Regions from separate parts of the Mus musculus genome. Here region 1 is linked to region 2. A link is a loop called in an ENCODE intact Hi-C map of the cell type or tissue named here. Cell type or tissue: gastrocnemius. All regions are shown on one strand. Each heading gives the region's core, and the rest is flanking DNA. Links, peaks and the distances in the headings are about the cores only.

Region 1 (16,534 bases), core at 5,396-13,395, 94 kb before region 2:
CTATCTTGTATAGCAAACTTCACAGGCTTTTAACACTGGGGCCAGTTGGATTCGCCCCACTGTTGCTGGTCAAAGCCCACACTTCACGCCACCGTGGCTTCCTTCCCTAGGCAGAACTTTTGGCCCGGTTGTCCTTGAGTTTCTCTCTGCCCTGTGCCTCTTCTACTGGGGGAAGGTGGGGCTTCTTCCTGCTCACCTCCCTAGTGCCTCACAAGACAGAGAGTAGCCATTGCAGGGGCACAGCGAGCAGAATAAATAAGCTTCGGTAATAAACACTGATGCCCTGGTCTGAAGCACAGCCATCAGAAGTATGTGCCCCAGCTCTGTGCTGTAAGGGCAGACGTTAGTTATCAGTGATCGCCTGACTCTGAGCAGCCATGGGACTCCTAAGGGATTAGAAAACTGTCTCCAAGGCTGCGCAATTGCTGGCTAATCTGGCTGGACAGAGCTGGGTAAAGCAGCAGCAGGCAGTATCCTGGGGCAGCTCCCTCTGCTGCTATGAGGGCTATTTAGATTGTAATCAATACTCTTGTATGCCCAGGTACAGGGCAAACAACACAGCCATAAAGCAGAAGGGATGATAAGTAACCCATGGGTCATTAGGAGGCTTCTGAGTGATAAGGACTGGGGAGTGTGAGGAGCCGGGGGTGCCCACCCTTTGTGACCTGGCACGCCTTTACAGTAATCAACACGAAAGATCTTCAAGCCATTGTAGAAATCACCCAAAGTCACTGACAGGGACTCACAGCATAGCATGAAGTGGAACCAGAAGGGTATTGGGTGTCTCATCCAAAATCTAATTTATAGCCGGGCACTGGTGGTGCACGCCTTAATCCCAGCACTGGGGAGGCAGAGGCAGGGGGATTTCTGAGTTTGAGACCAGCCTGGTCTACAAAGTGAGTTCCAGAACATCCAGGGCTGTTACACTGAGAAACCCTGTCTCAAAAAACAATATATATATAATATATAACATATATATATATACACACACATATATGTGTGTGTATGCATGTATGTGTATGTTTGTATATGTATGTGTGCATGTATATGTATATGATGTATATGTATACATATATATGGTCCAAAGTCTCTACTGGCAGAGGAAACACCACTGTGATAAGAGAAGCTAAGTGGACAAGGATAGTAAGGTGACAGATTTGCAGAGGTAGTCAGGAAGCCACATATGTGCTGATGTATATCAGACATGGATCCTGAAGTAATACAATTGCTTATGTTCCCAGCATTTAATGGTGTGTTTGTTCAGGGAGAAAACAGTAAATTCTATAAAGTGGAAATGTTACAGTCATTATCAGGCTTCTCTCTCTCTCTCTCTCTCTCTCTCTCTCTCTCTCTCTCTCTCACACACACACACACACACACACACACACACACACACGCACACCAAGAAATGTTGACATTTCAAAAGAGCAATGGGCCAGCAGGATGGCTCAGGGGGTAAAGGAGCTTGCCACTCAAGCGAGGCAATCTGAGTTCGATCCCTGGGATCTATGTAAAGGTGGAAGGAGAGACCAGGCTCCACAGATTTGCCTTCAGACTACCACATGCGTGCCACGGCACATGTGAGCACATACATATATAATAGTAGTCAATAAATATGAAAAATAGATACAAAAACTGGGCGAGACAGATGAGTTCTCGGACGGCACCAGCACACCAGAATTGTTCTGGCAGAGACTGAGGCTGAAGGACAGTGAGCAACCAGAAGTTCTGAAGAGCAGGTCCACCCAGAGTCTCTCAGAACCCTGAAAGAGCTTTATGCACCAAGGAGTCTTCACACTGCAATGGCTGCTCTGGAGGAAATGACAGAAAACCCCACAGGTCTCCCTAAGAGGTGTCACACAGGAGATGTGGGCATTAATGTCACGGCTCTCCTAGAAGAAAGTGTTAACAGGAAGTGTTTGTGCCTTGGGTTAAAGCAGATGGTTTCAGACAGGCTGCACACACACACACACACACACACACACACACACACACACACACACACGAAATCAATCAAAATTAGAAGGATTTGCTCTTTGCCAGACGCTGCCAAAGTGAGCTAAAGGTGCAGTCAGAGGCCAGAAGGAAATAGCTACCCAGCACACCTCCATAGAGGACTTAATGGTTTGTTGTGTGTAAACCTGGCCTGGCCTGGAACTCCCCCTGCAGCCAGGGCTGGCTTCAACCTCACAGACGCCTCCCTACCTCAGGCTCTCAAACCCAGGAGTTACAGGGTGAACCTGTAATAGGCCCCCAGACCTCAGCACAACTGACTCCATTCAGGCTGAAAAATTCAGCCCATAGACAGCACCACCTGACAGAAACAAACAAACAAACAAAAACAAAGACCTGATCCATCAAAGTTCATTGCTTTGGGAAAGTCTGTAAATGTACCAAACTTACCTTTTTGGCTTGTGTGGTTCCACTTCTGACTAACTGTTCTGTTAACCGAAGTATGTCAACCCAGGATGTGGGTTTTTTTTTTGTTTTGTTTTTTTTTGTTTTTTGTTTTTTGTTTTTTGTTTTTTGTTTGTTTGTTTGTTTGTTTGTTTGTTTGTTTTTGTGTGTGTGTGTGCTTAAAAGCTCATGCTGAGAAAGGCTCAGGGCAACACTGGGATCCTGAGCACCCAGTCTAGTTATTGGTTGGCTAATACTTTTTATTGGCTTAAGCCCACATCAGAGCAGTCTTCTCTGCTGAAATCTTCACAACAAACCACCACACTCAGCTCTGATAGAGGAGTTGTATTTGGATGTAAGAACACAGTCAGAAACAAGCAAAGGAAACAACAAAGGAAACACCATTTGATTAAAAGGGTATAAGCTGGGGCTGGCAAGATGGCTCAGTGGGAAAAGGTGCTTGCTGTCAAACCTGAGGACCTGAGTTCAATCCCCGGACTCACGTGTTGGGAGGTGAGAACCAATACCCATAATCTGTCATCTGAACTCCACATACCTGCCATGGCATGTGTATGACCGAATGAAAATAATATTTTAATATTAAAAAAGGATAAATGAACCATCCAGACAGGCTTTGTCAGAGAATACTATTAAAAAAAAAACCATAAGCCCATGAGATGCTCAATAGCATTTGCTAATTGATGAAAGTAAGTTAAGATGAAAAGGATCTGGACGCAGAGAGCATCCGGTCACCTCACCCATTGCTGGTGGCGAGGAGAAATGGGGTGATTACAATTCCCCTGACTCTTACGAAGTTAGAGATCAACCACTTACCAAAGTATGTCTAAAAACTTATGCCCAGGGGCTTCTGGTGACGTCATTTATAAGTAAACTCTAGGAACAACTCAGAGGTCCATCCAAAACCATGGAACGAACATGGCTCAGCAATGGTAAAGAACAGAGCTTCCTTACAGGTGACAGCCTGGCAAGCATACGGGCTCTGCGAGAACGAGCTGTCACGCCGTACTGTACAGGACACACACAGGAAGCTCTAAGAGAGATGGAGCCAGGAGGAAAGTTGATCATTGGGTCCTTGGAGGGGCAGGTGATAGGGCAGGGCTCTAACCGTGAAGGGCATCAAGAGGTTTGGTGGAGTAGGGTCAAACGATACTCTGTGCTTGACTAAAATAATATTTACACAATTGTGTGCATTTGACAAACTTACTGCATTTACTTACGTTTTATTATTTTTGTTATGTTTTGTTTGAGACAGGGTTTCTCTCTGTATCCCTGGCTGTCCTAGAACTTGCTCTACAGACCAGGGTGGCCTCAAACTCAGAGATTCTTTAGCCTCTGTCTCCCAAGTACTTGATTTAAAGTTGTGTGCCACCTCCGCCCTGCTACTTGTTTAAATTTTATGGAGCGTGACTCATACATCAATACACCTAATGTTAAACAAAAGTCCATGGTATAACTGTTGTCTTTGTGAGTTCTACTAATGAGAAGACGCTGGGTTGGCATCTGACAGTGGTTGGCCCTTGGCAGTGGCGACAGAGAAGCTTCTCCTGGAGTCAGCCAGTAGAGGGCACTAGAGAACAAGGACTGCCAGGTGGGAACAACCACACAGGATTCACATGCACATCTAATTAAAGTGCCAGAGATGACAAAATAAATATGAGGGCTACAGGTCATGGACCTTTTGGTAAAACCTGGCAGTTGTGGCTGAGGACCGTGTCCTGTCCTCCAACCCTCCAGGAGACCCAGAAAGGTTGGTGTGGGTGCCTTCCAGCAGGGCTGTGGAGCAAGGCAAGTTTTTTTTCCAATCCATATGATTAACCGGAAGCCAAGGATATCCCGTGGACAGCCTGGGCTCCTTCCCCAGCTGTTTCCACAAGCATGAGGGTCTGGGGAAGTGGGAGAGGCTAGAAAATTGGTGACAGTTCACAATACTGAAGGGCAGGAGGGGGTGTGACCAGGGAGACATGGGGCAAGTCTGAGACTCAAAGAGCCAGGGCGGGTGAATGTGTGGGTGGAGGGGTGTCCCAAACCCCTTGTTCATCTGCTTCTTATCAGATTGTGGGCTGCAAGACCCTCCCACCAGGCCCTGCCTTTTCCACCTCTCGTGTCCTCGGACGGTGGCACTCACGATGGGTGCCTATGATGGCAAATGGCATAGAAGAACAGGTAGAGAAGGTGGAAGCCACCGAGGGAAGAGATGGGAAGGAGACGAGATGAGGAAGTGAGGCTAAAGGGAAAAGAAAGGTGTGTTTCTGATTGAATCAAGAGACTGTTAGTGGCCCTCCGGGGAAGGCAGGGGATGCCACACGGTTGGCTAGGTCAGTGTGGGGCAAGCAAGAGTTAGAGTATCCCGGAGCCTAAGCAGGCTCCAAGCCTGGGACTAACAAGCAGAGCCCAGAGCGATGAAGACAGCTGTGTTGTATTTGGTCTGCTCCACACAGGCCAGGGCCATTCTGGAAATGAATCCACACCTGACCAGATGTCTCTATCGGGTTGGCCTGTGGAGCATTTTCTTGATGTGGAGGCTCAGTATCGGTGCTGCCGCATCCCTAGGAGATGGTCATGGGGCATATAAGAAAGCAGGCTGAGCAACCCAGGAGGAACAATCGCATAAGCAGCACCCTTCGTGGCCTCAGCATTGGCTCCTGTCTCGGGTTTCTGTTCTGAGTTCCTGTCCCGACTTCCCGTCACGGCGGCCTATGATAGGGAAGTGTAAGCCAAGGAAATCGTTCCCTTCTGGGCTGTTTTTGGTCGGTGTTTTCTCATAGGAAAACAAGCCGTAGCACTGTTGTTGGATGACCATGCAGCTGAGTATAACTGGCTCAGAAAATGGAGCAAACTTCACCAAAGAGTTTAAGAAGGAAGCGAGGTAGGAGTGGAGCAAACCCGCGGGCCAAGCCCTAGTCCTGGAACTCGGGGTTCCCCCAACCCCTTACCCTCCCACCTCCCTCCACCCCCTACCCACCCCCATTCCCCATCCCCACCCCCACCCCGGCAGCAGGAGTGGATCACTGGGCAAGGCTAACCAGTCAGCTTAGGCTGGGGAAAGGAAAAGAGATGAGAAATTTATCAGAAGCCAGCCTTACACCATCACCACACCCTCCTGGCCTCTAACTGGAGACATTAATGGTCCTCGGACTGGTGATTCTCAACATTCTTAATGTTGGGATCCTTTAGTATAGTCCCTCATGTTGTGGTGACCCCAACCATAAAATTAGTTCATTGCTACTGTTATGAATCCTAATGTAACTATGTTTGGACTTATAGGTTTGTCAACAGGGCCACCACCCACAGGCCGAGAACCACTGTCTTAGACAATGCAATGAAGAATGGCCCCTGCTGGGGCCTCCTTACCCAGAACTACCTCATTAAAATGAAGCTTCCTTTCAGTAACTTCCATTCGAATGTTACTAAAGATGCTCTCAGGTCAAAAACCACAGTTCAGGGTGACTTCCCAAGGCCCAGATCCCCACTGTTCCTGTTCACATCAAGAAGAGAAGGCAACCAGTGGCCAGGGACCCACATCACAAGTGGGTAGCCTGCAGGGCAGTTGATAAACCAGAAAGACCTGAGGAACTGTGATCAGCAGTCATGCGTTATCCTATAGGGTCTGAGGTCGGAGTCCATTGTGCTCTCTAAAGAGAACTGAGTGTGTGGTCTCATAGAGATGGTAGATTCTGAAGTTCACATAGGCAGAACACTGTTGTTGCTGGAGTGGCCCAGAAGTAACTAGTGGCTTGAGGCTCTCAGAGGGATGGAAGAGTGCTATATGCACTGTTGCTTATATATGCACATGTGCACTCTGATGTGTTCATACACGCGCACATATTCACATACTTACACACACACATGCACATGCATGCATTCGCATACCTGTGTATATACCTGTGTACACTCCATGTATTCACACCTAGGTGCACACACACACACACACAAACACACTCCCGAAAACACGCACACATTCGCGTACGATCGGTGTGTACACACCGCCATTGTACATCTGCCTCAAGGAAACCAAAATAAAAATTGCCAGGTTTTTCAACTTTTCTTTACTTGGAAAATGCTGTGTCTAGCCACTGCTAAGGGTCAAGATGGTTTTAGAAACCCCAGAGATTGATGAAGTCTGGTTGAAACTTTCTTCTGGCTTGCAGCTCCCAGGGAACGGGTGGCTCGGCAGTAGCAACTCTCAGTAGTGACAATCTGGAGATGCAAAAGCAAGGTGGTTGGTCAGGACGCCAAGGAGGCATGAGTGCCTGCGCTCAGAAGTGTGGCTGCCCCATCATAGACAGGTTCTGAACAAGGACAGAGTGGGACAGGAACGATGGGGCCTGTTCTCCCCAAACCGTTAGAGATTCCCCAAGGGAGCCTGCTGACCAGTGTGGGTGGCCATAGAACAAACCCCTGAGAGCAGGCCAAGGCAGGGGAGGGTGTGGCTCAATGAGTAAAGCACCTGTTGTACAAGCCCGAGGGTCCGAGTTCAGATCCCCAGATCCTACATAAAAAGACAGGTGTTGTGGGCATATCTTTAACACTAGTGCTGGGGTTCAGGATTTAGCTCCGTGGTAGAGTGCTTGCCTAGCAAGCACAAGGCCCTGGGTTCAGTCCTCAGCTCCAGAAAACAAGCAAACAAAACAAAAACAAAACAAACAAAACAAAAACCCCACTAGTTTGGGGAACAGGTTGGAGCAGAGCTCACTAGCCAGCCAGCCTAGCCAATCGGTAAACTCTGCATTCAGTGAGAGACCCTGTCTCAAAAACTATGGGGGAGAAGGACTAAGGGAAGCACCCAAACTCTGCAGAGTACCTCCACATGCAGGCACGCACATACACACACAGAGGCACACACTGGTACATACACACAAGTACACACAGTACACACGCACATGTACAAGTACACATACAAATACATACACACTCAGAGGTGTACACACACGGAGGCGCACACACACAGAGATACGATACACAGAGTACGCACACACAGAGGTATACATACAGATACATACACACAGGTACACAGGAACAGTAGTCATGTACACATACAGGTACACATACGGATATAGACACACAGGTACACACTCAGACACAGACACACACACACACAGGAGGGACCCTCAGCAGGTGAGTGTGGGTGGGAATGGCTCTTGCCAGGTTCCAGGCAGGCCCCACCGACAACCATTACCTTCCACAGACTGTGGGAAGAAACACCAGGGCACTTCAAAGATCAGGTTGGAAAAGCAGCAGTTTCGACTGGCACAGTCCTCGGGACTGATGCCCGGGTACCCACAATTCTTGCGAGCTGACACTTCCATGACACACTGCTCCGATTCTGGTTGTGAGGAAGAGCAACATCCAAGGCTTTGTCAGGCTGGACACTCACTGAGGGCTACAAGGTCTGCCTTCTTAGGGACACTGAATTTGCAGGCTCTGAGTGTCCCAAGGAGCTCCTTGGGGGTGGCGTCTCTCAGGAGAGTAATGCCCAAGGACTGGTTGTCCTCCCCACAGGAGGGCACTAATGTTGGGAGGTGATCACAGAACTTTTGCAGAACTGGGGCCTCGGGAAAACCACGTTACCTTCTCTGGACTCAGCATTGAGCTCTGTGAAATAAGAGCAGCCCACTGTACCACGCCCAGAAGCTTGAAGACATTGATATCGAAAGGGACCCTGGACGCAGCCACTAACCTACCTGGTTTTTCTTCAGAGCATGCTGGTCATTTGGGAGGATATTCCCTACCACGAGTGCCCCAGTGGCAAAGCCCATGCCTGCGGTGAACTCACACACAGCTGGCATTCTTGTGCGTACTGTATTCACAGTTTGCCCTGGCTTGAAACCCATCATATCTGATGCCTCCACGCCCCCTTCCCAAGCTGCTTTGGAAGTTACATTTTTATGTACAGGCCAATGGTAGATTTAGGGTATGGGATGGGGATCGGGGAGGGGGTAAGGGTATAGAAGAGGCATTTAAGGCTTCCTTCGTGTTAACCTGGGCTAGCTCTAGCTCAGCTAGGCTTCCAAGCACCTGCTGTAGACCTTGCCCAGGGCCAGGTCCTAAGCCGACAGCTGGCAGAAGGACCTGGCTCTCCAAAGTTTACCTTGGTTTGGAAGTGGGTGGAAACACCAAGGGACCCCAGCGACGCTAGAGTCAAAGCAGCATCCAAGATCAAAGCACTGCTCACTGGTGATGCCCGGGAAGCCACAGTTCTTTCTGTTGTGGGGTGTCAGCCTGGAGCACCGACAGGGGGCTGTGGATAGAGCGAGCCATCATGGTCATCCCTGCCCAGCATGCTAGATGCTTCTTCCAACCTGCCCTGGGAGCTTAGGACACTTGCAGAATCTCATTGCCCAAGGGGTGACATGAGGTCTTATTTTGCCCATGTTAAAGCTATCTGGCTTCCTCCTGGGGAAACCAGGGGAGGCTTTTATTGAAACCATTTCATTTGTGAAAGAAAGAAAGAAAGAAACAAAGAAAGAGGGAAGGAAGGAAGGAAGGAAGGAAGGAAGAAAGAAACAAAGAAAGAAGGAAGGAAGGAAAGAAGGAAAGAAAGAAAGAAAGAAAGAAAGAAAGAAAGAAAGAAAGAGAGGAAGAAAGAAAGAAAGAAAGAAAGAAAGAAAGAAAGAAAGAAAGAGAGGAAGAAAGAAAGAAAGAAAGAAAGAAAGAAAGAAGAGAGGAAGAAAGAAAGGAAGGAAGGAAGAAAAGAAAGAAAGAAAGAAAGAAAGAAAGAAAGAAAGAAAGAAAGAAAGAAAGAAAGGAAGGAAGGAAGGAAGGAAGGAAGAGGTAAAGAGAGAGAAGGGAAGGGAAGGAAGAAGGCGACACAAACCTTCTGTAAAGAGGGTGACTCTATGAACCTATGCAGAAGTCAAGGTCACAAGATAGGCCCAAGACAGCAGGCCCTCCTGTCCTCCTAACCAGGCTGACACCTGTAGACATAGCCCTTCTGAATAAGAGATTCTGGGTGAGCTTCCCACAGCAGCACCCAGACAGCAGGGTGCTGTCTAGCTCCTTGCAATCTGTCACCCTGCCTTTGTCCTTTGAGGGAACATAGAGAAAAAACCCACCTAGTCCAGGTCCTAGATGAACTACAGCCCATCACTCAAGGGGGCTCAGATCCTACCTTTCACCTGCTGGGTCTCCACGGACTTTTACTTACAAGGTTTCTCGCCCTCTACCAGAGCATGCAGTCCCAAAACCAGGACCACTGCCAGCAGGGGGGCACCTCGAGGTCGCATGTCTGCTCCACTGGACCTGGGCAGCCTGCAGAATGCCCAGTTCCCACCAGCTGGCATTTTATTGGCTCCTGTTTGTTTGCTCAATGGCCCTGATAACTGTCCCTTACTCGTGGCCCCAAGCCTCCTAGGTTCTTTGTGCAGAAAAGCTGACATGGCTCCAAGTGGAGGCCCAGAGGAGGTGGGAAAAACCCCTCCGGACATGGGCTGGGTCAGGCTGGGTCGTGCCAGGTTACTGAAAGGGGAATGGGCCACGTATGCAACTGGAATAGGGCACCCACAGGGTCACACCCAGGAAGGGATTAGCCTCGTGGTGTTACTCTGGGTAAGGTTTGTGCCTACTGTAGAGACTTCTTAGGTTTTGTTTTTTGTTTGTTTTCTTTTTTTGTTTCTTGTTTGTTTGTTTTGTTTTGTTTTTTAAATATTTGAAGTGAATGACGCTATGGAGAAACAAAGAGCACAGAGAGAGAAGGTCATTATATCCAGGAGCCTCCCAGGGGAGGGGGAGCATCTCCAGGGGACCCAGTCTGCATTCCTGATGCAAGGCACACCCTACTTCACCTGGCTCCCTGCCAGCCCCAAGGACTGTTGTACACAGAGACCAGCCGCCAGGGCCTAAGGGAGCCGTCATGGGGCAGGCAGCTTTCTTCATCCCTGAAGCTGGACACTCTTTGCCCCGTGGGGATACTTCACTTCCCTCACACAGTGCCTAGGACTGAGATGCCCACCCATGAAATGCCCCGGAGAGGGGATTTGTAAAATGGACACCGAGGACAGAACCCAGGGGATCAGGACAACTCAGAACAGAAATGTCAGAGGAGAGAAGGAGAGGGACTGTGTGTGTGTGTGTGTGTGTGTGTCCTTTGGGGCTGAAGGAGTCTGCCCAGCTGTGGGAGATAGGCTACAGAGTCCATGACTCGGATACAGAATTTAAAAGCCTTGGCCCCATCCCAGGCTCTAAAGAGCAGACCTAAATCCTCAAAACCTCACCTGGATCCTTGCAAACCCAGCAGGGCTCTATTTCTCTGTGGCACATCCCAGCGGTTCTTTATCTCTGTGTTTATTACGTATCTTTGTTGTTGTTGTTGCTGTGCTGTTTTGGTGTCAACTTGACACAAGCCAGGGTCATCTGGCAAGAGATGGAAAGCAGACTGAGTAAGCCATGGGGGGTGGGTGGGGGGAAGCCAGTAAGCAGCATTTCTCCATGGTCTCTGCTTCAGTTCCTGCCTCCTGGTTCCTGCCTCCAGGTTCCTGCTTGGTGGTCCTGTCTGACTTCCCTCAATGACTGACTGATAGGGATGTATTGGATAAATAATTGCTTTTCTATCCAGGTTCCTTTTGGTTATCATAGCAAGGGGCAGTCAACTAGGACAGCCATCAAGATGATAAGACTTGCCAAGAACCCATTTTCTTGAACATCCTCATTCCTCCCTCCTCTCTGGCCCACATCCCAACCCAAGTTCCCCTGCCCCATCAGGGGTTCCGCCAAAGCCACCTGTCCCCTGAAGAGACATTTATCTTTCCTTTGAGCATTATCCCTTCCCCCTGTACAAGCCTGTGTCCTGATGAACAGGCTATCCATATTATGAGCACTGCACCCCCGCCCCATTCCATATAAAGTCAAGGGTACTGCACAACAATAGACAGCCATATCTGTGGGACCAGGCTGTGGGCCAATCACAGAGGCTCAGGAGAACCCCACAGCTACAGTTTCCACTTTATAGGAAAACTTATGGGTGCTGTGGATACAGACTCTGCACTGTGCCACGTCTATTGCACCTGCCTCACTGGGGTCCACTGACCCGTCTCTGATGACAAGGACTCAGTCCCAAGGTCATTGGCCCAAATCTTGGTACAGGCATAAACGGCTTCTGAACCCCAGGCAGGTCACATGCAGACTGATGGCTGCCGGGCTCTGTATCTTCTGTATCTTCTCCTGGACTCTAGGAACTTCCCCTTCTCTCTCTCTCTCTCTCTCTCTCTCTCTCTCTCTCTCTCTCTCTCTCTCAGAACCTGAACTCTCCACGGACAAAACACGGGCTTCTTTCCCGTTCAGTACACTCTCGCTTCTAGCACTTTCTCTGTGGCTACCACAGCAGCTGCTTCCTTAAATCCTAACCCTCGACTCCACAGCAGCTCAGCTCTCCTTGTCTGTGCCTCTTCTCCTCCAGCCCGACTTCCAGGGGGCTCACATCACCACCCCCCCCACTACAACACCAGGAGCACCCCGCTGCCTCCTCCAGGGCTTGCATGTGCAAGCCTCGCGCTGCTGCTTCTGCGCATGCTCTCAGACCAGCCGTGACTTCGTGGTGTGATTTTTCTCATGTCTTCTCTCCACTCCCACCTCCAGCCCCACCCCAGTCTCCCTGCACACCTTGGGGGAGATGGTGTTTATCTATTCAGGCAAACTGGAATTCCTCAGGTACTAGCCAGTCTTTCTCGGAGCACACAGAAAAAAACGGTCCAGACCACCCTCTCCTGTAGGGGACTCTAAAGCCCTGTCAAATGACAGGAATCCAGAAGAGGGAAAGAAGGCAGAGTAGAGAAACAAGAACCAGGCCCAGAACCAGGGTAGCTGGGTGGGAGAAGGAAGAAAACGAAGCCGCAGACCATAAATGTGAGTTCCTTGAGTTCTTAGTCAAATCCTTCACTGCCTTGACCTGAAGGCCAGACAAATCGGATATTGAGGAAGGAAGGGATGCTCAGCGGGCTGAGCATGCGTGGAAGCAGCAGCATAAGGCTTAGAGGACCGAGCTCCCCCATGCTCTGAACCCGAGGTAGGAGGCAGCCGGACACTCCCGGTTTTGTAGTGGTTCTAAGAGGGTGGACTCTACCCTGCCTGAGGAAGGAGACTACGAGGAACCCAAGGATGGGTTACAGACAGACGCAGAGGCACACCACAGGAACAGGCTAACTGGCCCAAGAGTGGAGGTGCCCCAGGCCCAATCTAGCTGAATTTCAAAGCAGGTCTTGAGAGAATCAAGCCATTTTGCAAGTAAATTAGCTGCCCCAAATTACCATGCTATGGTTGCCAGGACAAAGGACTGCAGACCTGGCTTTGATAGCAGGTGTGTGTCTTCTCCAGCTTCAGGAGGCTGACAGCTTTAGATCAAGGTATCAGCAGGGGCAGGTTTCTCCTAAGGCCCCTCCTCAGCAGGAAGAAGGCATCCTCTTCCTGTGACCTGATGGGGCTGGCTGTGGATTCCTGGCATCTCTTATAAGGGCGCCATCAGACAGACAACCGACCCAGCTTTACCTTAGTCAGCCGCATACTATTCCATCTCTACATAGAATCACACCCTGGGATCTTAGAAGTGAGGGGACCAAGGTCAACCGAGGTTCAGCCTGATGAAGCAAAACTCAATGCTTTTCTAAGGAAAGTAACAAAAACCGCAGGCACATAACACGGCAACGGTGTGCTGTGTGTGTTGGTTATTTTTCTCATGGTTGTGACAAAATGCCCATAAAAGCAACTTAAGAAAGAAAATTCCTAAAGGGCTGGAGAGATGGCTCAGCGGTTAAGAGTACTGACTGCATTTCCAGAGGTCCTGAGTTCAATTCCTACCAACCACATGGTGACTCACAACCATCTATAATGGGATCATCTGGTATGTCTGAAGGTTGGACAGTGTACTCATATACATTAAATAAATAAATTTATTTTTTAAATCTTTTCAAAAAAAAAGAAGGAAGAGTTATTCTTTTGTGTGGGTCCTAGATGCATATTTTTTCAAATTAATATTTTTTAAGTGGGACGTTTCTTTTGGCTCAGAGCTTTAGAAATATGTCACTCCATCATAGCAAGGCAGAACTGGCAGCATGGCTCCATCATGGTGGGAATGTGGGCAGAACTCCTCACATGGTGATCTGAGAGCTCAGGACAGAATTAGAAAGGTGCTCAATTTGCAAGGCCTGCCCCTAACAGCCCACCTCTGCCAGCTAGGTCACATGTCTCAAAGGCTCTGTGCTTCCCAAAACAATGATCTGAGCTCGTGAAGGACATTCCAGACGTAAGCCACAACATTCCATGTCTGGCCTCCCATAGGCCCATGGCCATCACATAATGTCAAATGCATTCAGTCTAACTCCAAATGTCCCCAGGCTCTTAGGGGTCTCAACACTGTCTAAACATCCAAAGCATCTACTGAGACTCCAGGGCAATCTGTAGTGTGAACCTCTGAAAAATTAAAACATTATATACTTGTCATCTGCGATGCTACAGATGCAACACTTCCGTTCTAAAGTGGGGGCGGGGGAGTGATAGTAAAGAAAATTTGGTCAAAAAAAAAAAAAAACCCTAACAATAATGCCTGGCACCAAAGGCACATGGTGTCATCAATGGGGTTCTAACAGGCTTGGGCAGCCCCTTTAATAGCCCTGCCACTTAAAGCACTCACAGGCTCTCTTTCGGCCAGCTCCGCTCACTGCCTGCAGTGTTCCTCCGCAGACATCCCACATCACTAACATCTCCACTGCAACTTACGATTCTCTTTACTAGTTCACTCACGAGCCCCCTGGGGGCTCACTTCAAGGACTCTTGCCCAGTCTCACTGGCTTTTCTCTAGAAACACAGAGCGAGTGACCACAGTCCCCTGACTCTTACATGCGGTACTTTAATAAAAGCAGTCACCAAGTGGTTTATCTGCTGCCAGATCAAGTCCCTTGGACCCCTGCTACCCTGGCCCCCCAGTGCCTGTATAGGGGAACCTTCCAGACTGTTTCCTGTGTGGCTCTGTTTGAGCATTCAGTCTAACTCCAAATGTCCCCAGGCTCTTATGTCTCTTCTGTCAACTCCTCTCTTTATGGCGACTCTTCTTTCTAATGGAAATCTTTCAAATGAGTTTTCAATTTTATATTCTATAGCATCTGAAGGGTGGGATTCTGCCTGCCACTTTGGTCAGCGTTTCTATTGTTCCATTGCAGAGCTGGGAGGGCTCTTTTGGGGGGCAGCACTAAACTCCTCCTCAATGAGATGCTCCCCACAGCCTTGCTTCGCATACAACTTTAAATAATGATTCCGTTCCTTCCCTTCCCAAACTTCACATTGTTCGGATCTTTTTGCTTTGCTTTTTGCTCTGGATGCTCACTGTATGTTTGGGTAAATGCAGCAAGTAGCAGCCATGCCACAGCCTGAATGTTATCTTGTCTTGAAATTTCCTGCACCAAAGAAAATTAGTCCATGCTTTCGTATTCTGATTCATTTGGTTGTTTTGAGCATGGGCAGAAGGTGCCCAAATTCCTTGGCAGAATTGAACACAAATGGCCTCTAGTTTGGTTCCAAGTCAGGTTTCTCCTCATGTCTTCGCTGCCATCATTTCTGTCTATACACTGGGGTTCTGAACTTCAGACAGGACTTCCCATTAATTTCTGCATGTGGTATTCTAGGATTTGTCTAACCTCATCTACAAATTCCTCTACATGGTTCCCAGACAAGTGACCAAGGCTAGGACCCACGGGCAGGTTTAATCACAACACATCTCTCTATACTAAGTCTTTTGTATTAGTTAATTTTCCTCCTGCAGTGATAAAATATTGACAGAAGCAATTCCGGGGAGTAAATTTTCATTTTGGCTCACAGTTTGAGAAAGATTTCACAGTCCACGATAACAAAGAAGGCAGGCACAGCAGTGTGGCATCCAGATCAGGAACCAGGGGGGTCGGACCAGAGTAAAAGGTGGTATTGCCTCATAGCCTCTCCCAGGAGCCTACCACTGCCATGTAGGCATTATTCCTTATATGTTCTACAACTTCCAAAACCAGTTGTTGATTAAGTGTCCAAACATTTGAGCCTGTGCAGGGGTTGGGGGATTGGGGTGTGTGAGCATTTCAGACTCAAACCATGACAATGTGTAACACAAAAACCAAAATCTACTGTACCTATAACAAAGCAAGAAAAACATCTAACAACCTTTAGAAAGGCTGGTGGATAGAAACAAATTCAGAAAGGGAAAACCAGACCAGGAAATGCCAATCATAAATAGATCCCCAGCAAGGAAAGGGATGAGAAACGTGAAAATGGAAATTCTAGAAATGAAAAAAGTGCATCTGAAATGGACTAATTTGTTGTATAGTTTTAGACAATGGATATAGTAGAAGCGGCTGGTTTACTCGAAGCCAGTGTGGTGCTAACCATTTAAGCCACCAAGAGTAAAGGGCTGGAGAAACCTCAGGATTTCTGTGGCTTCTGAGATAATATCAGTGTCACATAACCAGAGCACTGGTGGGAGGGAAGAGAAAAATCTTGTTTATGACTATTTGGAGAAATATTGGTCAGCTTTTTAATAAACTTGACAGGAGGTATAAAGACATAAATCCCAGAAACTCAAGTAACTGTAAGGAAGATAAACTTTAAAAAGAAAGAAAGAAAAAGAAAGAAAGAGAGAGAGAGAGAAAGAGAGAGAGAAAGAAAGAGAGAGAGAGAGAGAGAGAGAGAGAGAGAGAGAGAGAGGAAGGAAGGAAGGAAGGAAGGAAGGAAGGAAGGAAGGAAGAAAGGAAGGAAGGAAGAAGGAAGGAAGACAGACTATCACCATGCCAGAAAACATTGATTAAGAAAATTCCAGATGCCCCTCAACAGAGGAATGGATACAGAAAATGTGGTACATTTACACAATGGAGTACTACTCAGCTATTAAAAAGAATAAATTTATGAAATTTCTAGGCAAATGGATGGACCTGGACGGCATCATCCTGGGTGAGGTAACCCAATCACAAAAGAGCTCACATGATATGTACTCACTGAGAAGTGGATATTAGCCCAGAAACTTAGAATACCCAAGATATAAGATACAATTTGTGAAACACATGAAACTCAAGAAGAATGAAGACCAAAGTGTGGACACTTTGCCCCTTCTTAGAACTGGGAACAAAACACCCATGGAAGGAGTAACAGAGACAAA
Region 2 (16,534 bases), core at 2,737-10,736:
CAGGTCTTTGGGAAGTCTTGGCTACAGCAGTGTACTACTGCTGATGGTAGGTGGAGTCCAGATGACTCTAGACAGATTATTAGCTCTCTGTCCTTGAGGGACCCTAGACCATGGCATAGCTCCTGCTGGGAGATGCCAGTGCCCTCAGGCTTTGGGACCACTAATGTGGATAAGGAAACCCACCCACATACACACTGTCCACATGTCTAAGCCAGGCCCTTGGCATCAGGTCAGTGATTGGTGACAATTCTGGTTTCCCCTTTTCTCTAATGAGAGAGGTTAAACCACTTGTTTCTGGTCACACAGCTAAGGCTCAGGATTTCTAACAGATTGACAGATCTTAGAGATCAACATCAAAGGGACCAGGGTGTCACACAGCCCCTGTTTTCTGGTCCTGCATTCAAGCACCTGACTGAAGAGTTCCCATGGCAGGGCACCTCCAGCCAGTGTGTACTGCCCCACCGGCAGCAACACACAAGGGAGGCTTCACACTGCAGCCGCTTAACTGATAACTACTCCAAAGCTTATGCTGGGGATGCAGCTTTCTCTCCCCTGTGAGTGATAAAGGTTAAAAGGAAAAAGCGGGCTCCCGGCCCCTGGGGTGCAAACCTAAGCGCTCTGCAGTTGAGAACATGTTACAGGCCTGCAATATTTGTTCTATGCAGTCAGTTCTCATTATAAGAACACTTCACAAACGACATCCTTGGCAAGCACTCAGACAATAGCCTTCCCTGCAGAGAGGATCTCTGTCTTGGGGGTCTTGGGTAACGAGTGGAATTTGTCTCCGTGGCCTCAGATGTCTGCTACTTGTTTCTACCTCAGGAAAATACTACAGGCCAGACCTGAACTTCCCCCGCAGCCTGCCAAGGAGGAGCAACGGCATCAAAGACTTTGAAAACGATCCACCGCTATCATCCTGTGGAATTTTCCAGGCCAGACTTGCCGGTATGTTTCAGAGTATTCCCACAGGAGAGTAACACTAACAATAATGACTACATTGTATCCACTGAGCCCCTGCTGTGCATCCTTTGATAGTACTGGCATCTTCCCTACTCTGCCCCACCAGGAAATGGAGATTGTCTTAGTAACAGTTCTATTGCTGTGAAGAAACGCCAGGACCAAGGCAGCTTATAAAAGGAAGCATTTAATTGGGGGCTTGCTTTCAGTTTCGGAGGGTGAGTCCATGATTATCATGGCAGGGAGCATGCTGGCAGGCAGACCTTCAGGCATGGTGCTGGAACAACAGCTGATAGCTTACCTCCTGACCCATAGGCAGAAGGCTGAGGGATACTGGGCCTGGCATGAACTTTTGAAACTTCAAAGCCCATCCCCAGTGACATACCTCCTCCAACAAGGCCACACCCCCACTCCAACAAAGCCACACCCACTCCAACAAGACCATACCTTCTAATCCTTCCCAAACAGTTCCACTAATTGGGGACCAAATATTTAAATATGTGGTGGGGGGGGGGGGCATTCTCATTCAAATCACCACAGATGTTAGATCATTTACCCAGGGTCACACAGCTAGTGGCCAAAAGTGGAGCCGTCTGATCCAGGAGTGCATGATTGGTGATGCAAGCAAGGAAATATAGGGAGGGAACACTGCAGGGAGAAGAAATAGCAATAAACACTATATGCACCAAGAGTGAATTAAAACCAAGCTGGGGAGATAGCTCAGTTGGTCAAGTATTTGCCCAGTGAGCACATGGGCCTGGGTTTGATCCTCAGAACCTACGTGGAAAAGCCGGGTGTGGTGGTATGCACTTGTATTCCCAGTGCTGAGGAAGCAGAGGCAGGGTGCTCCCCAGGGCTCCCTGGCCAGACAGGCTCGCCTACAAGGTTAACTCCAGGCCCGTGAGAAATGCCATTTTAAATATAAGGGTGACCGGCATTCTTGATAATGACTGCTGAGGCTGATCTCTGACCTCCACACACAAGCATACATGCACACCCGTATGTGTGCACACATGCACATGCACACACACAGATACAGTCACAGATGCAGACACACACAGTTACAGACACACATGCACAGACACACACACACTTTAAAAGCACACACACACACCCTTACAGGTAATATTGCACTACGACTCATGCCCTTAAGTTTATGACTGGGGTGTCTTCTTCTGTGACATCTAAGAGATTGTGATGTTTCTCTGGTTACATCATACAAATTCGGAAAGCTGAGCCTAAGGGGGCAAGCAGACATCCCAGTCCCTGGCTGCTTAGCTACAGGAACCCACTAGAATTAGCTTTCTTGCTTCTCACCCTGCGTGAGCCACAGGCGCTCACTGCCAGCTCTCAGGGTGGGAGGCTGGGTTCACACTGTGACTGTTTCAGGCTCCCAGTCAGACAACAGTTAGTTCTGGGGTTGGGATACCCCAACTGTACACAGCCCATTTGGGCTCCTCCTTCCCTAGGAGACATGACATGCTCATATGTCATGTGAGCCTGTATGTGTGTCCCAGAAGTCCTGTCCTCATGCCCAAATACTTACAAAGGTGTTTGAACAGCTCTTGGTGTATATACATGGGAGCATCCGGGGATGTGTTGCGTAGGTAACAAGTATCCCTAGCTACTATATCCCTGCCACCATTTGGTGGCAGAAATTGAAATCCCAAGATCATGGTTCAAGCAGATAGTTCCTTCTGAGGCTATGAGGAAGACTTATCTCTCCCTATTGCTCAATGGGGTCTTGCCCTGATATCTTCACATCATTCCTTTCTGTCTGTCTCTCTACTCAGCCTTCTCCTTTGCAGAAGACATGTTGGTACAGAACGCAGCCTTATGTTAACTTGTTCTCAGTTACCCCATGGGATGCTGGGGGATAGGTGGCAGGATCCTTTGTGGGCACAGAATCCCACACATATACGTATATATGCATGTGTATACATATATACATATGCATGTATATATGTATGTGTGTATATATATACATATATACATATATACGTATATACATATATACGTATATACGTATACACACACATATATATATGTATATATGTATATACATATATACAATATGCATATATGCATATATGCATATGTGCATATATACATATATACATATATACATATATACATATATACATATATACATATATGCATATATACATATATACATATACACATACATACATACATACATACATACATATCCCATACATTTTGCATGAAATCTGTGTGTTTGGTACAGTCACAACTTTCTGATATTTTTTATTCCTATTGGTCAAAGCCTTTGACACAGATCCATTGATTAAGGTCCCAGTCTATGGATGTCAGTATTCCAACTTGCCCATAACTGACAACCCCAAGCCTCTTGTCAGAAATCTCTTGTGCCATGGGGTTTCCTTTGCCACCAGCTAGGCTTCTAGTATTACAGAGAAGACATGGTTGGATTACAGCTTGTCCTTCCACAAGCCAAGATCTGACCAACTTAATGGCTGCAAAGGTATAGAGCTATGTGCACCTTAAGCTTACAGTGCAGGTGTGACTTGAGTGGAGCATGGCGGGTTTTCAGCCCACAGAGTCACTTTTATCTGGTGCCCAGGCCTCCTTCCAGACTCACCCAGGCTATGGGCGGAGCTCAGGTCCTCAGGGATGCAGGGCTGGGGTCTCCCCTGGCTGCTATTGGTACTTTCCACTTCTGAGGCTACACCCATGTCTGGTAACGTGGGACGCTCCATCTTTCAACACAGCTAAAGGATATGGTTCACATGCCAAGTACGACCACATTCAATGTCTGCTCGTTTCTGCTCTGTGGCCAGCTGGGAGGAACCTGCACTGCTTACAGCCTCAACAACCCCTGTACCACCACCTCCACCATACAATATAATGTAGTTACAGACCATTGATGGTCACAGTTGCAGGTTCTACCCTAACCTGGTTGGGGACCCTGCAGGTGTTTACAGCAGTGGGTAAGAGTCTCATCTATCCCTGCCTGCTACCAAGGCAAGTGCCCATCCTGGGTTGATGCATGAAGGGAGCTCCCTACCTGTTGTTTCCTAGGAGAAGCCCTGCTGGACAGCGGCGTCAGAGTCACCGCGGTCTTCGCGTCTCCAGCCCTGCGCTGCGTGCAGACAGCCAAGCACATCCTAGAAGGTAAGAAACTCAGCAGGCCTTGCCTTTGGCTTGATCTTGAGGATGTTCTCCATGGGGAGCAATGAGGGTGTGGCCACAACTAAGCCAAAAGACAGTTAGAAGCCAGCCTTCTAGGTGCTGCTGGCAGAAATATCCCATTAATATCCCAAAGTGCTAGGGTTGTACGACTGGTGTCACAGGGTCAACATCTGTAATCATACTTTGCCAAGTGGCTCAGCTCTGCCAAGTGTCTCGGTACTTGGGAATGAACATTCACAAGCCTAGAGACCTGGAGCTACTGAGAACCCTTCTAGATCCACAGGTGACTTCCCAGGGCAGGGTCAGCACTGGAGGGGAGCTGTCCAGCATCTCTCAACTGTCAGGAAACCATTCACAGATCCTCTCAGCCAGTGAGACAACATTGCCATGTGGGTGGCTGGTGGTCACCAAGGTTCTGCCCCCACTTAGGAAGTGTCCATATCAGGAGATAGAAACCTTCTTTGTTCACTGCAGAACAAAGTTCCTGAACAAAGTCAGCACCCTGCCTGCCACCAGGGGGCAGAGGCCCTGCCCCTAGTCTGAACCCCTCTTGCTTCATCCCAAGCACAGAGAGCCTTACTTGACCAGGTCTTTTTGGTCAAGATAGAAAGTGCTTGGGAGGGGTGAACTGTGAGAAATCAGAATGTTCCAGAAGTTTCCTCCCCTACTCTTCACCCCCTTGGGACTCCCTGTCTCCGTCACTGTATCATTCCATCAAGGATGAAACTGCGGCGTGGATTAAGTGAGCTGTATATGCGGTTATAGTGAGACCCCAGGGTGAGCCCACTGCCTACGGTATCCCCATAGCCAAGCATCATGGCCCCTCTTGATGGGCAGCATGCTGTCAGCCCTTGGATCCCTCCAAATGCCTGGTGGTCCGGGTCTTAGAGAAAGCACTGCTTCACTTGGATCACAGGATGATGTTTGCCAGCCAAGAGTCACACATGTGACATGTTTCCTTGGACTCGGTTATGGGTTGGTGTTCTGGTTCGCTTTTCCATTCCTGTGATAAAACACTAACCAAAACCAACCGGGGAAGGAAGAGGCATACTTGACTTACACTTCCACATCACTGTCCATCAATCGGATCGGTAGTGGTAGGAACTCAAAGCGGGAACCGGAAGCAGGAGCTGAAGCCATGGAGGGGTGCTGCTTATAGCCTTGCTCCCCGTGGCTTACTCAGCCTGCCTTCTTATAGCACCTAGGATTGCACGCCCAGGTGTGACACCACCCACGGTGGTTTTGGCCCTCCCACATCAGCAATTAATCAAGGATATGGATGTAATAATGTATGCCTTTAATCGCAGTACTTGGGATGCAGAGGTGGGCAGATCTCCGTGAGTTCAAGGACTCTGCATAGTGAATTCCAGGACAGCTAGAGACTTGCCTACAGACCAGTCTTCTCAGTTGAGATTCCTTCTTCCCATCATGACTCCAGCTTGTGTCAAGTTGACAAAAAACACTAATTACCAAGGCGGATATAGGATGAAGGAGTTTCTCTAGGTTTGTTGTATCCAAATGCTTGTTTCCATTGACCCAAGAACTCAAACTGGAGAAGAAGCTGAAGATAAGAGTTGAGCCTGGAATCTTCGAGTGGATGAAGTGGGAAGCCAGCAAGGCCACACTGACCTTCTTGACCTTGGAGGAGCTGAAAGAAGCAAACTTCAATGTTGACCTTGATTATAGGTATGTACCTTGCAAATCTCTGCCACCCAGAGATTTCTTCTGTTAAAGAAGATCTATCTACTGAGGTAGAACCATGCAGTGGAGAGTAAGGTAGATTGAGCTGTGTATATAGTACCAGCAGGATCGGGGCAATGAGAAGTTGAGGGTTATGGTCTTGCTCAGCCAACCCAAAACTCCTGGCGAAGGCAGCTACAGTGAACACACACCACCTAGAGATGAGGGAGGCTGGGAAACCTGACCACGCATGGAAGATGGGGGTATTCCTGATAAAGCTGACCCTGCACGGATGGACACAGAGGGACCTCACCCAGAAGAGGGTCCTGACTCTGGTTTGGGATGGGGAGTGGCTTTGTTCTTCCCCTGGGGTGACTATCTCCAGGTAGAGTGAGATGTACAGCTTTCCTGCTGTTCATTCAACCTCCATGCTGGTGGTGCCACAGCCCTTTGCCAGTGTGAGCACATCCAGGAGCCCCTGCTGGCTGTAAACCCACGAGCCCTGCCTGGCAGGCTCTTTAGAGGATCATGGTCCCACTCAGCTACTCCAGCATACCCTTGTTCACCAGGAGGCTCCAGAACAGCAGCCCATGTCTCTTTCTATCTTCTTTCAGGCCAGCATTGCCCCGCTGCTCCCTCATGCCAGCTGAGAGCTATGACCAGTACGTGGAGAGATGTGCCGTGAGCATGGGGCAGATCATCAACACATGCCCACAGGACAGTGAGTGTCCCGCAGGCTTGAGGAGGGCAGCCTCAGGCTTCCCTGGGATGGGATTGGCTGATTCTGGCCTGTTAGCGTCTCTACCTCTTCACTCCCATATTCTGGCCAAGACAGTACATCATCTCCACCATGACAGGGAGTGGATGCATATACACATACTCCATGTAGCCCATCTTAGTTAGGGTTTTACTGCTGTGAAGAGACACCATGACCAAGTCAACTCTTATAAAGGACAACATTGAACTGGGTTTCGAGGTTCAGACCATTATCATCAAGGCAGGAACATGGTAGTATCCAGGCAGGCATGGTACAGGAGGACCTAAGAGTTCTACATCTTCATCTGAAGGCTGCTAGGAGAAGACTGACTTCCAGGCAGCTAGGATGAGGGTCTTTAAGCTCATGCCCACACTGACATACCTACTCCAACAAGGCCACACCCATTCCAACTAGGCCACACCCACTCCAACTAGGCCACGTCTCCTAATAGTGCCACTCCCTGGGTCAAGCATATGCAAACAAACTATCTGGTGCTGAGCATGGATGGCCCTAGAACATCAGGGTCTTCACCAACTATGGGAACAAGAGAAGCCCAGAATGACAGAAGGATCAGGTAGCCAATGCCTAAGGAAAAGGAGGCTGAGCCATAGCCCTTCCACCCTAACCACCAGCCACGCTCCCAGCTCTCCTGGCTCCACACCATCAACCGCTGCCTCTCCCAGCTTCACTTTGTCCAGTGTGAGACACACACCGAGGTGCTGGATCCCATCATGTCATCTGAGGTGGCTCCCCAAGTCCCACTAACCCTTATCTAAAGCAGGCAGCATCTCAGGCTCACAGTGATAAGCCAGATAAAGTGATTGGCTCGGGTCTGGATAGCAGCCATCACACACCCACCTGTGGCTGACAGGACCTAGGCAGCCAGCCACAAGAGGATAGAGGCTCAGATCATCCGTATACCATCCTTGAAGCTGGCACACAGACACCACACCCTAGCCCTAGGCCCCACATCACAAGGTGGTGTGCTCTAAATCATGGCAAAAGACTGGGTCTTCCTACCCTTGCTACTTCCCACCCACCACCTCATAGGGGCACGGTAGCTGGACCCATAAGACATTGAAGAGGCTTATATGTTGCAAAGTGCTCTCTGGGCCTGCTCTGACCTTGAGGTGTTTTGTCTACAGTGGGCATTACACTCATCGTGAGCCACAGCTCAGCGCTCGACTCCTGCACAAGGCCACTCCTCGGGCTCCCACCCAGAGAATGTGGGGATTTCGCCCAACTGGTAAGAAAGGTATGTGACCCTCTTATACCTCTTTAACCTCCAAGTGAAGCAAGCGCTGGGTCATGCACTCTTTATAGAATGACAAGCATCCATCAAATCCAGGGCTGGCTATGTGAATGTGCCTACCTGCTCTCATGGAGGGCATACCTGCAGGAGCTGTGGGTAAACCTGTCACCCTAACACCTGAGTGGCAGTCTCCCCGGTTCTTTGCAGGCAGCAATGTCAAGAAGTTTCAGAGCTAGCCCATAGCCCATCTCCTGTGGCTCTAAGAGTATAAGGGTCCTGTGAAGAGTCAGGAGTCACTGTTTGAGTAAGAGAAGGCTAGACCCTGTGTGGTCCTGCCTTCCTCAGTGGGGCCTGGGAGCGGTACTGACAGATAGAAGGAACTTCCACCTACTCACCTTCTGAGTCATCTGTCAAAGGACAAATGGGAACTCACTGTAGCTATTTGTAGCATGACCAGGTGCTGGGCCAGTCTCATGAAAGACTCCAATGACAAACTGGTGACAAACATGCTTTGGTGGCACTTTGAGTGACCTATTGAATATACTCCAGCAGATCAGAGAGGGAGGTGGCCAGACCATGAATTATTCATCTTAGACTAGCTCTTTTCCCCTGGTGACCAGTTCTGTCTCTCTTCCTCATCAAGATAATTAACCAGTGATCCTGTACCCTGACTCTATTGGTATAGAAAATTACTGATAAGAGCTAGGCATGATGGAGCATGCTTGCTGTAATTGCAGCTACTCGGCAGGCTGAGGCAGGCTGACCTCATGAGCTTATGAGTTACGGGTTCTCTAAGCAACATAGGGAACCTCAGTTGAAGGAGAAAGGAGGTAAGAGAGAAGGAAAAGGGAAGAGGAGGAGGAGGAGGAAGATGAGAACAAGGACAAGAGAAAAAATGATTCCTATAAATTCTAAACTCTAGAACTTTCTTATGCTGACCACTTAAGAGTCTACATCAACCCCATTCCAAATTAGACAGCCCAGATCAGAAGTTTATCCAAGGGCTCTGCTGACAGATGATTGAAAGGACTGGTCCTTCTAATCAGGACCAGCATGCAGGACCCTGAGTATTCAAGGCTTTCCACTGACTAGCCCATTACACCCTCCTGGCAGTCCCTGTCTGCAGATAGGATGATTCTTTTCCCCCTGAGTCAGTGGTAGCATCTGCTTAGATTCCTCCCTGCATCTTGGGATGTTTGCAAATTTTGTCTAACCAAAGAATTCCTAGACGTTAAAAAGAGGGTGAGGCAGTACTGTTAAGAAAGGCATGTGGGGGGCTGGTGAGATGGCTCAGGGGTTAAGAGCACCAACTGCTCTTCCAAAGGTCCTGAGTTCAAATCCCAGCAACCACATGGTGGCTCAGAACCATCTGTAACAAAATCGGATGCCTCTTCTGGAGTGTCTGAAGACAGCTACAGTGTACTTACATATAATAAATAAATATTTAAAAAAAAGGCATGTGGACAGAGAAGCCTCAACACAAGGATCCAATGGGCTGGTCCATTTTACAGATGAAGGCACAGAGGTCCAACGTTTCACCTTGTGCTTTGTCCTATAGTCTAAACCCACAATCCTGAACCTTTCTGTGTTGCTGAGGCACAGGTAAGATAGCTTATAGCCAGTTGTCAGGGTCTCTCACCCTCCCACCCTCGTAGATATGTGGGCCTGGTAATTCTGTGGGAAAGGAAGACTGACCCATGGCTCCCAGAATGCTTAGCAGTCCCACTCCAAGTTGTAACGAATCTCTAGGTAACAATGTAACCCATTGTCGGGAGCATTGATCATCCCCAGGCGAAATTAAATGGTAAGTGCTGGCATTGGTTCCATGGCTCCCTGGCAGCCTGGGACCATTGGGTCCCCTCCACGACTGGGAGGCACATTTTCAGTGGGTTTAAGAAATGCTCCAACGTTGATTGACTTGTAACAGAATATTATAAACATACTAAACCCTCTTCCAGATTCCATCTCTGGGCATGTGCTTCTGTGAGGAAAACAGAGAGGACGGAAAGTGGGACCTGGTGAATCCGCCAGTAAAGACGCTGACACATGGGGCCAACTCGGTCTTTAACTGGAGAAACTGGATCTCAAGCAACTGAGGCAGCCCGAGCTTTCCAGGAAGAGGTGACTGCCCTATGCCAAGGCACAAGGGGCTGTGATAATGGTTACAAAGGCATCCAATGATTACAAAGTTATCCTAGCCTCTCGCCCAGTGTGACTGGAGGAAAGAACAAAACACACTCGATACTCAGGGGGAATAGCCATGGCTCAGACCTTCGTCACTGCCACCCATGGATCTGCTGTCCTGCCAGCCTCTGCAGAGGCCAGAGCAGAGGTCTGGATTAGGATACCACATTGCAACATGTGCACTGGTTTGGAGAGAACAGAGGAACTGCCTCACTTCCAGGAACTACAGACTCCCCGCACTTGAAGATGCCACCCATCTATTTTGTATGTTCTTAGGAGCCCTCCTTATTACTATAACCATCGCTCTTTAGGCAGGGCCATACCAGCTGAAAAGGGAGCAATGGTCAATGAAAAAAGTGGCCAGCCCACCAGATCAAAACCAGGACAGCAGCTGGCACCAGCACTTTAGGGGTTCCTTGCTGTTGCTCGGACACAGAGTTGGAGACAGTAGTGCTTGAAAGCCATGCAAAATTCCTAACGCACAGAGACAAAATGTGTGATTCTGGAGGTTAGCGGGGTCTGTGTTCCTCTACAGATTCTAGAGGACTCTTCCCCAGCCATTCCAGAATCCAGAGGCCTCTGTCCTTCCTGGCATCCTATTTATTATATTATATTCCTGGCATCTACTACCTTATGATTCTATTCAAATCAATCAGTTTGGGGAAATTCTAAGGCACGGTCACATAGCCCCTGCCTTGAGCCTCCTGTCTCAAAGACGCCATGACAAATTGTGCTCAGTAGCCTAGGATCTTCTCTCATCTTAAGATCCTTGGCAACTAAGCCTGCAAAGTCCCTTAGCCACAGGGGTCACTTGTTCATGGTCCCGGAAGTTAGGATGTGTCTTAGAAGGCCATCCTCCAGCCTACCTCAGCCTCTGTTCTTCCAAGCACATTATGGCCGTTGTACCAGGGTCTAGACATAAAGATCTGTGCCTCCTACACACACTTCGCTCAGGTCGTTTTCTGGCTCCTCCTTTTCTCTCTTCTCAATGAGCAGGAAGGGATGGGGGCTTTGTGAGTGGAAGGAGGGAGCCCCTTGCCTTAATAGGAAGGGGTGGCAGCACTGTCACAGCGGGGAAGGCCGTTCCTAAGACCTGGACTGAGAGAATGTGTAAGCACTGTATGTAAACTCAGCACGAGCTCTGGCTTGGGAACCTCTGATCCAGTGGTAAGTGGGATTCTCTGCATAGTGTCCTTCCACCTCACCCTACAGAGGCCATCCTGTCCCCAAGTGGCCGACACTGCACAAGTGAATTACACTCAGTCATCCCCACACCATGCTTAAAAAGTGGGTGGGGGGGTGTTCTTCTTTCCCAGCCCCCTTTTGCAAAATTGTGGTTACTTTTTACAAATTTGTGCTCTGGGCTGCAGCCCAAGGCAGGAAGGACCTGGAAAGCAGGAGGGAGGAGGTGAGGGAAGGGGTAAGGAAGGGAGGGAGGGAGAAATTAGGGTAGGGAGTCTTGGGGGGGGGGGCTTATGTTTCTGAGCTCGTCTGACCCCTGCTGGTGACATTTGGAAGGACACCTTCCTCTGGGCACTGCCCTGGCCCACCTCCCAACCCACAGTCTTTGATCTTTTCACTTGAGTTTTTAAAGTAAGATTTTGATTGACACATGTCCTGGGCAGAGCTACATTCTTTCTTCTCAAGTTCAACCAGTAGACAGTTCTGCAGGGTTCAGAGGTGGAAACAAAGACAAATGATCCTATTGGTGGATGGGCCAAAAGCTCAAGGCACTCTTCCACCCCACCCTAGAACCTGGGGAAGTCTGGGAAGAGACTTGGGGGCTGAGCCACCTGAAAAGCTATTTGAGAGTCACCACTGTGGGCTGAATCAGTTCATCGGTCACACAGAAGTCTTGATCCCAGTACTCCAGTGTGAGACTGTATTTGGAGATAGGATTGTTTAAAAAAAAGAAGAAGAAGAAGAAGTGCATGTGAGACACACATAGACAGAGAGAAAGAGAAAGAGAGACAGAGAGAAAGAGAGAGACAGACAGACAGAATATATGTAAGCACTCTATGTGTGCAGGCTACAGGGAATAAGTGGTTGTCAGACACTACCTACCTTTACATAGTGTCTTAGCTACATTTCTATTCTTGTGACAAAACATGATAACTAAGGCAGTTTTGAAAGCATTTAATTGGGCATGCAGCTTCAGAGGGCTAGAGTCCATGATGGTAGAGCGGAGGCATCACAACAGGGATAGTTGAGAGTTCACATCTTGATCCACCCACCATGACACACCTCTTCAATCTCCTAGGCCCTCCCAAACTCCTAGGTCCACCAACTGCGGACCAAGTGTTCAAACATATGAGCCTACCAGGGTTGGAGAAAGGGATGTGGCATTCTCATTCAAACCACTACATTTAGTGTGGTGGTTTGAATATGCTTGGCCCAGGGAGGTGCACTATTAGGAGGTGTGGCCTTGTTGAAGGAAGTGTATCACTGTGCTGGTAAGAAATGAGACCCTCTCCCCAGCCACGTGGGACCCAGTCTTCTAGCTGCTTTTGAAACAAGAAGTAGAACTCTCAGCAACTCCAGCACCATATCTGCCTAGACATTGCCATGATCCGACCTTGATAATAGATTGAATCTCTGAACCTGTAAACCAGCCCCAATTAAATGTTGTCTCTTATAAGAGTTGCCATGGTCATGGTATCTCTTCACAGCAATAAGACCCTAACTAAGGTGCTTAGGTTTTGGATGCTGAAGTCAGGAGGCCAGCCTTGAGCACCAAGCATCTTTATCTTCTGAGCCATCTTTGTTGGCCTGGAGTCAGGACCTTGAAAAAAGGTACCTGGAGCCAGCGTGGTAGTGCACACCTTTAATCCCAGCACTCAGGAGGCAGAGGCAGGCAGATTTCTGAGCTCGAGGCCAGCCTGGTCTACAAAGTAAGTTCCAGGACAGCCAGGGCTACACAGAGAAACCCTGTCTCGAAAAAACCAAAAAAGGGTCCTCATAGCTTCATATATTTGAAAGCTTGGTCATCTGGGACCGGAGGGATTAGGAGGTGTGGCCTGGTTGGAGTAGGTGTGACCCTGTGTATGGGCTTTAGGCTTTCAGAAGCTGAAGCCAGGCCCAGTGGCTTTCTCTCTTCCTACTGCCTTCAGATCCAGAGGTAGAATGCTCCAGCACCATGTCTGCCGTGTGTCACCATGCTTCCTGCCTTGAGGATAACAGACTAAACTCTGCAACTGTAAGCAAGTCCCAATTGAATGCTTTCTTTTTTAAAAAGCTGCCATGATCATGGTGTCCCCTTTACAGCAATAGAACACTGACTGAGACACACATACCGAGAAGCAAGCCTGTGACGACATATCAGAAGACACCTTCTGGGCTGGTGAGATGGCTCAGTGGGTAAGAGCACCGACTGCTCTTCCGAAGGTCTGAAGTTCAAATCCCAGCAACCACATGGTGGCTCACAACCACCGTAATGAGATCTAATGCCCTCTTCTGGTGCGTCTGAAGACAGCTACAGTGTACATATAATAAATAAATAAATCTTAAAAAAAAAAAAAAGAAGACACCTTCTACAAGTCAAGGAGAGAGGGCTCAGGAGGAAGCAGGCTGGGTGGTACCTCCATGGAGAATTTCCTTTGAATCAAGCATCTAGTCCATGTACATTGTATGCCAGTGCATGCAAGAGCACTCAAAGTCTCCCACCCAGGAGTTGAACACTAGGCAGGCTATACAGCTCCATATGAAGTGCCAATGGCCAGACCTGTCTACATATCGTGCATACGATCTGCACTGCATGGAGGATACACGCCAGGTGTAAGCAAAGATGACTTCATTCTTTGTAAAGGTTTTGTGCATCCTAAGATCTCGGTTTGTACAAGGATCCAGAAGCCAATCCACAGGGAACACCAGGGAACCATTACTGAGGGTACAGAACAGACACTGGAGTCAGGGAAACTTGGAGGGCTCCCGACTGGAGCAAAGGTTATTCTGAGAACAGGAAGTGGTTGTATCTGACCAAATGGTCTTCTACGATCACTAAGAATAGACCTGTCAACGTCAGATATCTCTGAGTCAAGCTCAGAGGCCCAGAGCCTGGCCCTCACCACACTCTGTGGGCTGTTGAGTGGTGATCAGCCCACCCAGGGATGGAACTGTCTTCTCCAGCTGCAGTAACAGTTCCGTTACCCTTCATGGGGCAGCTGGATTACCCAGAGCTTTCTAGAATGCCTCGTAGCCCCATGGACAGGTGTGCCAAGTCTAGCATGACTAACCAAATGCCAGTTCACAGCATCAACTCCCTGGAGGGAGAAGGCTATCACTACCTGGGATTTGAGAAAATTGACTAAAATAGATTTTCTATATCCTGAAATGCAAGAAAATCATATTAACAAAAATGTAAAATAGCAATTTTGTTGGAGTCAGAAATTCAGGGTATTTAAAAAAAAGAAAGAAAGAAAGAAAGAAAAAATAAGAGACATTCAGAAATGACTCCTGAAAAGACACAGAGTCCAAGAATGGTTTTTGTGAACTCTGGTTTCCTGGAGGAATATAATGAAACGAAATGAAAATGTCATGAAGGAACCCATTATATTGGAGACTGAAAGTAAAAAAAAAAAAAAAAGAAAAAAGAAAAGAAAAGAAAAGAAAAGAAAAGAATATTAGGTAAAATCAGGTCCCACATTCAAGGCATGGGGCTGTCTTCCCACTGTGAATAATTGGAACCTAGCCCCAAAACACGGGCAAATTACTGAGATGGACAACAGTCAATGGAAGATGGCAGCTTCTGAAGATGCAAGGCCCTGAAATCCACAGGCACACCTCATGCTATTACAGGTCCACTCTGCCGTAAAGCAAATGCTGCAATAAAGTGAACCCCATAAAATCTCTGGTCTCCCGGTGAGCATACAAGTTACACCACACTGCTCTCTGATAAGTATGTGATAGGGAAATGTTTTAAAATACAATGTATAGACCTTAATTTAAAATATTGCTGAAGCCGGGCAGTGGTGGCACACACCTTTAATCCCAGCACTCGGGAGGCAGAGGCAGGCGGATTTCTGAGTTTGAGGCCAGTCTGGTCTACAGAGTGAGTTCCAGGCCAGCCAGGGCTACACAGAGAAACCCTGTCTCGAAAAACAAACGAGCATATATATGTATTTTGTGTGTGTGTGTGTGTATATATATATATATATATATATATATATATATATATATCTGAAAAGGAAACCGGTAACAACCATCATAGCTATTGGGAAAATGGTGTGAGTAGATTTCAATGGATTTGCCTGTTGTAAGATTGCCACAAACTGAGAAAAAAAGAAAGAAAGAAAAAGCCATAAAGAAAAACCCACATCAATGTTCTGCAGAAAGGGATAAAGCAAAGAAAATGAGGTATGTTCCTTGCTGTAGTTAGGAACACAGACACATTGTGGTGGTTCGAATAAAAAACGGTCCTCATAGCTTCATATATTTGAACGCTTGGTTATCTGGGACCAGCACTACTGGAGATGGATTAGGAGGTGTGGCCTGGTTGGAGTAGGTGTGACCTACTGTTGCTGTGAGAAAACACTCTAACCCTTGGTGTTTTGGATTCAGAAATATTTGTCCAAATCCCACTCTGTTCTCACGTCTCTGCCCTTGTTCAGATACTAAACATTTTTTAGATCCTCACATTCCACACCAATGTCCCTCCATTCTTCTGTGATCTAGTAATGCAAGCCATTACTCTGCCACACATTCTGGAAGGTTTGAACCTACATCCCTACAGGCTGTGTGTATTGAACACTTGGCCCCCAGCTGGTGGTCTGGTAGCTCCGCCTCCAGGAGGGGGGGGGGACGCTATTGGACTTACACTTCCGGGTCACAGCCCATCACTGAGGGAAGTCAGGGCTGGAACTGGAGGCAGAAACCTGGAAGAATGCGGCTTGCTGACTGGCTCTTTCTCAGGCTCGTACTTACTCAGCTTTCTGATACAGCCCAGGATACAGCAGCTGCCTGCAGTGGTACCAGTCACAGTGGGCTGGACCCTCTTACATCAGATACAAATCAAGACAGTCTCCACCCAAGACACACCCACAGGCCAACCTGATTATTGGGAGTTTGTTTTGTGCTTAGGTGGGAATTTGCACATCCGCTGAAGGTCCCTGCCAACTGTTGGTTTTTTGCCGGGTCATTGAAGAGCCAGCGGCCAATGGCTGGGAAAGGGGAGAGAGGCGGGACTTTTTGGATTCGCAGGCAAGAAATGCTAAGGAAAGAAGGGAAAGAATGACCAGGATTGGGAAGCAGAGCGATCAGACTAAAGAGCCCACTAACAGGTAAGACTCCAGGTAAGTGGCCTCACACTCCCCCGATTGGGTCTAGGGGAGCAGAGATGAAATATAGATTTGGCAAGTATAACTCAGGAATATTGGAGGGGAAAGTGGGTTAGCCATGTGGAGTTAGGGAGGAGCCCTGTTGCACTGTTAAGGCATGATAAAAATTAAGCTGGCATGACTTTCATTTGTGAATCCAGAGCTCTATGGAGGGTGCAGAGCTGGGAGCATCGAGTGGCCTATAAATATTTACCGCAACAC

The links. A loop is a pair of places that touch in the nucleus more often than their neighbours do. Peaks named below come from ENCODE experiments on the same cell type or tissue, not always from the same donor. Only the 100,000 strongest peaks of a DNase experiment are listed, where the experiment ranks them.
Region 1: a loop joins it to region 2, with 4 times the contacts of the local background. A loop is called at or near these places in 20 of 42 quality-filtered maps.

What each region holds. Positions count from the first base shown.
Region 1 is chr17:31,134,608-31,151,141 of GRCm38, forward strand. It overlaps Tff2 (trefoil factor 2 (spasmolytic protein 1)), which reads right to left and starts at 9,675. Exons shown (of 4, transcript NM_009363.3): 1 at 9,563-9,675; 2 at 8,507-8,656; 3 at 7,595-7,741; 4 at 6,455-6,615. The coding sequence starts at 9,641. The coding sequence ends at 6,602. In gastrocnemius, for the core only: no CTCF peak of the experiment used is centred there; DNase peaks (open chromatin) are centred at 9,616 and 10,197.
Region 2 is chr17:31,231,466-31,247,999 of GRCm38, forward strand. Ubash3a (ubiquitin associated and SH3 domain containing, A) reads left to right here. Exons shown (of 14, transcript NM_177823.4): 8 at 1-46; 9 at 823-945; 10 at 4,018-4,110; 11 at 5,670-5,814; 12 at 6,423-6,529; 13 at 7,711-7,820; 14 at 9,776-10,938. The coding sequence ends at 9,913. Among named protein-coding and RNA genes, the nearest start is that of Ubash3a, 32 kb to the left of the region's middle. In gastrocnemius, for the core only: no CTCF peak of the experiment used is centred there; no DNase peak of the experiment used is centred there.